Regions from separate parts of the Homo sapiens genome. Here region 1 is linked to region 2. Evidence: read pairs that join two places in POLR2A ChIA-PET (ENCODE). Cell type or tissue: GM12878. All regions are shown on one strand. Each heading gives the region's core, and the rest is flanking DNA. Links, peaks and the distances in the headings are about the cores only.

Evidence for each region. ChIA-PET counts read pairs that join two places held together with the same protein. Peaks named below come from ENCODE experiments on the same cell type or tissue, not always from the same donor. Only the 100,000 strongest peaks of a DNase experiment are listed, where the experiment ranks them.
Region 1: POLR2A ChIA-PET joins it to region 2 with 12 read pairs; 5 of 35 experiments call an interaction of 5 or more read pairs at or near these places.

The regions. Positions count from the first base shown.
Region 1 is chr6:135,162,050-135,164,979 of GRCh38, forward strand. No RefSeq gene overlaps it. Among named protein-coding and RNA genes, the nearest start is that of MYB, 18 kb to the right of the region's middle. RefSeq lists an enhancer at 1,317-1,386. In GM12878, for the core only: a CTCF peak has its summit at 819; a DNase peak (open chromatin) is centred at 1,466; H3K4me3 peaks cover 503 bases; H3K27ac peaks cover 1,846 bases.
Region 2 is chr6:135,417,910-135,420,839 of GRCh38, forward strand. The region is part of intron 20 of AHI1 (Abelson helper integration site 1); the gene reads right to left. Among named protein-coding and RNA genes, the nearest start is that of AHI1, 78 kb to the right of the region's middle. In GM12878, for the core only: no CTCF peak of the experiment used is centred there; no DNase peak of the experiment used is centred there.

The sequences.
Region 1 (2,930 bases), core at 312-2,811, 260 kb before region 2:
GTGAAGGAAACAGAAGATATCAGTTAAAGAAAGGACAAGAAAGGAAATGAAAAAGAGGTGTGAGATTTGTCAACCTTTTCCCTAAGCGCCCTTTCCAGTTCTCAGTGAGTGCAATATAATAACTACCCAACATGACAAAAAAACTCATCATGAAACTTCAGCCAGTGGCAAAGCAGAATGAGCAATTTCATAGAACACAACCAACAACTGACATGAGGTCTGCAACAGAACTACAAAAGGAAGACAAGTTAACTGTTAAACCTCCAACAGTTATGTTCTGCTGGGTTAGGAACAACAAAATTTAGAGGCCACATAGTCTTACATTTTATCCCAAGATGTAAATGTTTTCCTTCTATAAGCTTGCTTAGAAATTGAACACACCAAACTATAGAAGATTTTTTCCTGTAATTTGTTGTGCATTATCAGCTATTTACGTAATTACTCTAATTAAGCTAGTTACAGCAGTTCCTGTAAATATGTGAAAGATCACTGAAACATGTAATTATGTCCTTATATCATTAATTAAACTGTATCAGCTGGGAAAATTACTATAACTATGTCTGGAGGTGTCATTAGTCTGTGTAATGGAGACATAGAATTCTTTATTGAACTATAATAAAGTGTTCTGCATTAATAATACATTTAAAACACCACTTGTGATTTTTTAAAGTTCCAGATCTCAGCATAAAAGAAATATGTATCTTTTACTCCACAATGATTTGAAAAACGGACGCAGGTTTTAGGCTTTTTTTATTACCAACTTGGGTAGAAGGCAAGTTGACAAGTGGGCCCAGTTCCCTAGTGGCCATTCTTGGCATTGCAGCAGGAGCGGCAGCATCAAGCCCTGGGCTCTTCCTCCTGGAAGAGGCTCAGCCAAAGCTCATGCTGGGAGAACTTCCCTGCTTCCCATGCTGAACCCGCCCCAACTGTTCCCTCCTAGGTTCTCATGCACCCACGAACCAACCTCTTTTCTCATCGTTTATATGTAAATAGATGTCCGAATGCCCCTAGCCAAAATATTAGATTAATAATAGTAAGAAAAGGAGTAGAAAAACTTCAAAGTAGTACATTTTTTAAAATAGAATTTCAGGCTGGGCATGGCGGCTCACGCTGGTAATCCCAGATACTCAGGAGGCTGAGGTGGGAAGATTACTTGAGCCCAGGAGGTCGAGGCTGCAGACAGTCATGATTACACCACTGTACTCCAGCTTGGGTGACAAAATGAGATGCTGTCTCAAAAAAAAAAAAAAAAAAAAAAAAAGAAAGAAAGAAATTTAGACATCATGAATATGATAAGTGCAGCTGAGAATCCAGTCTTTCATGCCTTCAAATCAGTCAGTTTCTGTCTCCTTCTGAGGCTGGCCCTGCAGTCAGCACTTGGAGATACCTCAAGCCTTATACCAGGAGGCAGCACCCTGATTCAGTCAAGAAAAAACGCAGATCGCTCTGCCAGGGGATGGCATACCGTGGCCACAGACACTCTTATTGGTTCAAAGGATGCTCAATATGAAGAAAAAGGTGCCTAGGACTGAAAAGATGAGGGGATCCCCAGAACTTCAGAAAGACACACAGGAAACCCCCTCCTTCAGAAAATAACAAACAGAGAAAGCTTTCAGTTCTTCAAGTGCAAAAAATAAAAGCTTATGACTAGAATTCTGATTCTCTTTAGTTTAATGTGTATTTCTGGGGAGAGGAAAAGATTAACGTTCTTATACCAAAATCTTACACAAGGTTTCATCTTTTTTTGGAAATCAACAACTACATTTTAAAAGCAAATTCTTTGAACTAGAAGTTTCTGACTTTTAGCAGAAAACTACACGATTTAATTTTTAATAATTATAAAATACAATACTTAGATTTGTCTCCAATCTTTGTATGTAGCAAATAACATACTTGACTATGGTTCCATCAAATTCACATTTATGGATGAAATAGTTGTTTAGAACTAGATTTAAATTAGTTGAACTTCTTTCAGCTTCATTCTGTAAGGCAGAATTAGGTTGATTCTACAAAATGGCACATAATAAGACACGAGTGACTCCTCACTTTTTGGGTCCAACAGTAACTTCATGAATCTAATGACTGCTATGGAAACTCTCGCCTTTAAAAAACGAAAACTTGAATATATTCATTGTATTTTACATAAAATTTTGTCTCCTAAAGTCTACTCACAGACCTAAAATATACATTGAATTTTTAATTTGTATGAGTGTTTTCTATCAGGAGCACTGAAGTAGAGTGAGAACTTAATTAAAAACGTTTATTTATTTATTTGTTTATTTATTTATTTAGATGGAGTCTCGCTCTGTTGCCCAGGCTGGAGTGCAGCGGCGTGATCTCGGCTCACTGCAAACTCCACCTCCCAGGTTCAAGCTATTCTCCTGCCTCAGCCTCCCGAGTAGCTGGAATTACAGGTGTGCGCCATCATGCCTGGCTAATTTTTGTATTTTTAGCAGAGACGGGGTTTCACCATGTTGGCCAGGTTGGTCTTGAACTCCTGACCTCAAGTAATCTGCCCACCTCAGCCTCCCAGAGTGCTGAGATTACAGGAATGAGTCACCGCGCCCAGCCTAAAAACTTTTAAGGAAAGAAAATCATGGCAGATAATCACATGCCACATAGAATACTGGCAATATTTTAATGTACACACTGGTCAGGAAATTAGACCAACTTTTAGTACACAAACACTGCAAATATTGCTACTTCTACTTCCCATCCTTCCTTCCTTCAATTAATTTTCATATAGGTTCAGAATGTTCATTTTATGTATATATACATACTTTTATGTATACATATATATACACATATACTATTACATATATATATATACACACATATACTATTTTATATATATTTCTATTTCCTAACATATTCCTGAGGTAACACTGTCTTTCCGATCCTGCAGGGTTGCCATCACTGACTCCCAGGTG
Region 2 (2,930 bases), core at 129-2,628:
AATAGGATTTAATACATGACTTCTGATATTCCTTCAAGCTCTATGCTTTTAACATTTCAGGGGTTTCTAAAACACTTTGACATAGGCCACAGTTGGAGTATAATTTTGCAATTAAATAACTCTTTCTTCATTTTGTCATTACTTTTTGTGTTAATTTAACTTTGCATATTTAAAATTTAGCTCTACTCTAACCTGGTATGTTTAAAACTCATAATTTTAACAGTCTCACTCCCATCTTTTCCTCACTTTTTGAAGAGCTGTCATGTACCATGCACTAAGCAGATTCTGGGAATACAGACACTGGCCCCACTTGAGGTTTCGACCTTCTGAAGGAGAATAAATTACTGCAAGGTGCTAAGTGGTATAGCAGAGGAATGCACAGATGATGAGAGCACAGAGATGGCAACTACATTTGCTTAAAGAAATGTTATATCCATCAAAATCCTTCTAAATTTACTTCTAATAGGCTATCATTTGGGATTCAAAATTTTACAAAATTAAAAAATTCTTAAAATGTTTTTATGATGGAAAATCCTTTGATTTATATAATAAGCTTGGTGCTTTTGTGTATGTTCTTGAGTTAAACAATTATGAAAAAATAATGTGGTTTTCTCAAGAGATTTTTATCTTTACAGGAGGAAGGACGGAGGAAATAAGATATTTTAATCCACTGCCCTTTGCATTTGAAGCAAATGCAAACTTTGCTATTATTACAATCTATGTACTTACATTATTGACTTTATAATGAAGTGAACCTGGAATCACAACATATTCTTTCTCTTACATTATATTAACAATAAGGTTCCCCTTTGGTTCACCGTTTAATTCCTTTGTTCAAGACATTTCATTATATATAGCCCTGTTACTTTATATGGTCATCTTACTGGATACCTAATTTCTTTAGCTATAAACTATTATATTTCCAGTTATAATATCATCCCTATAAGTTGGTAGTTCTACTTAGTTTCCCAGCATTTAGCAGTTATATAGCATTCTCCTTCTCTAACATCTGCAGTAAATGTTCAGTACTTATAATTTTTTTTTTTTTTTTGTATTTTATCTGGCCTGACTTGTTCCTCCTTCAGCTAATCTTGAGATACTGAGGTGATGGATCCAAGAAGTTCTATAGACTTAACACTTCAATTCTGGTAGCCTGTGTTTCAGGGCCTGTTAGCAATTTTGTATTTCCTTGACACACCTTGTAAGTCAATTAGAACTTTGAAGTATTACTAATAAAACTGTTCAAAATCTATAGAGTGATGTGTAGCAGATTCAAGTCTCACAGTCAACCAAATGAGACAGCATCTACCAGCATCTGGCAAATTCATTAGCTGGATATAAAAATTGAATCAACTATCTGCAAATTCCCTGCAGTACATGCTATTCTGCTCTTGTTGGTTCCTATTCCATTATCAATCATCACACAGAATGTTATCCAACTGAAAATGTGTCATACATACCCTGCTACAGAGAATAGCTACAATTTCCCGACTGCAGCCTAGTTCATGAACTCTAATAACACAGGCATTACTCAGAGATATGGCGGGTTTGGTTTCAGACTACTGCAATAAAGCATATATCTCAATAAAGAAAGTCATATGTTTTTAATTTTCTAGTGCTTATAAAAGTTATGTTTACACTATATTGTAGTCTATTAAGTGTAGCATTATGTCTAAAAAATCAATGCATTTACCTTAAAAACTATTTTATTGCTAAAAAATGCTAACAATCATCTATGTCTTCAGTTAATCATAATCTTTTTGCTGATGGAAGGTCTTGCTTTAATGTTAATAAAGGGTCTGCTGACTGATAAATGGGGTGGTTGCTGAAGGCTGGGGTGGCTGTGGCAATTTACACAACAATGAAATTTGCTGCACTGATTGGCTCTTACTTTCACAAAAGATTTCTCTGTAGCATGTGATGCTATTTGATAGCATTTTACCCACAGAAATTGTGTCCTCTCAAACCTTGCCATTGCTCTACCAACTAAATATATGGAATTTCCTAAATCTTTGTTGTCATCTCAACAATGTTCACAGCGTCTTCACCAGGAGTAGATTCTCTCAAGAATCTACTTTCTTTGCTCATCCATAAAAAACAACTCATCCATTCTAGTTTAATCATGAGATTGCAGTAATTCATTCATATCTTCAGGCTCTACTTCTAATTCTAGTTCTCTTGCTATTTTCACCAAATCTGCAGTCACTTCCTTCATTGAAGTCTTGAAGCCCTCAGAGTCATCCATGGGGGTTGGAATACACTTCTTCCAAACTTCTGTTAGTGTCCATATTTTGACTTCCTCTTATGAATCATGAATGTTCTTACTGGCATTTAGAAAGGTGAATCCTTTCCAGGTTTTCAAGGTACTTTGCCCAGCTTCATCAGAGGAATCACTATCTATGTCAGCTATGGACTTACGAAATGTATTTCTTAAATACTAAGACGTGAAAGTCAAAATTACTCCTTGATCCATGTCTTCTCCTCTTTAGCTATGAAACTACTGGAGGGCATCTTCCTCCATTAGAAAGCTGCTTCATCTCCATTGAAAATCTGTGGTTTACTGTAGCCACCTTCATCAATGATCTCAGCTAGATCTTCTGGATAACTTGCTACAGCTTCTAGATCATCACTTGTTGCTTCACCTTGCACTTTAATGTTATGGAGACGGTTACCTTCCTTAAACCTCATGAATGAGCCGCTGCTAGTTTCAAACTTTTCTCTTGCAGCTACCTCACCTCTCACAGCCTTCACAGACTTTAAGAGAGTTAGAGGCCTTGCTCTAGATTAGGCTCTGGCATAAGGGGGTACTGTGGCTGGTTTCATCTTTTATCCAGATCACTAAAACTTTGTCCATATCAGCAATAAGGCTGTTTTACTTTCCTGTCATTTGTGTGTTCACTGATGAAGAACTTTTACTTCGCATTCACAAC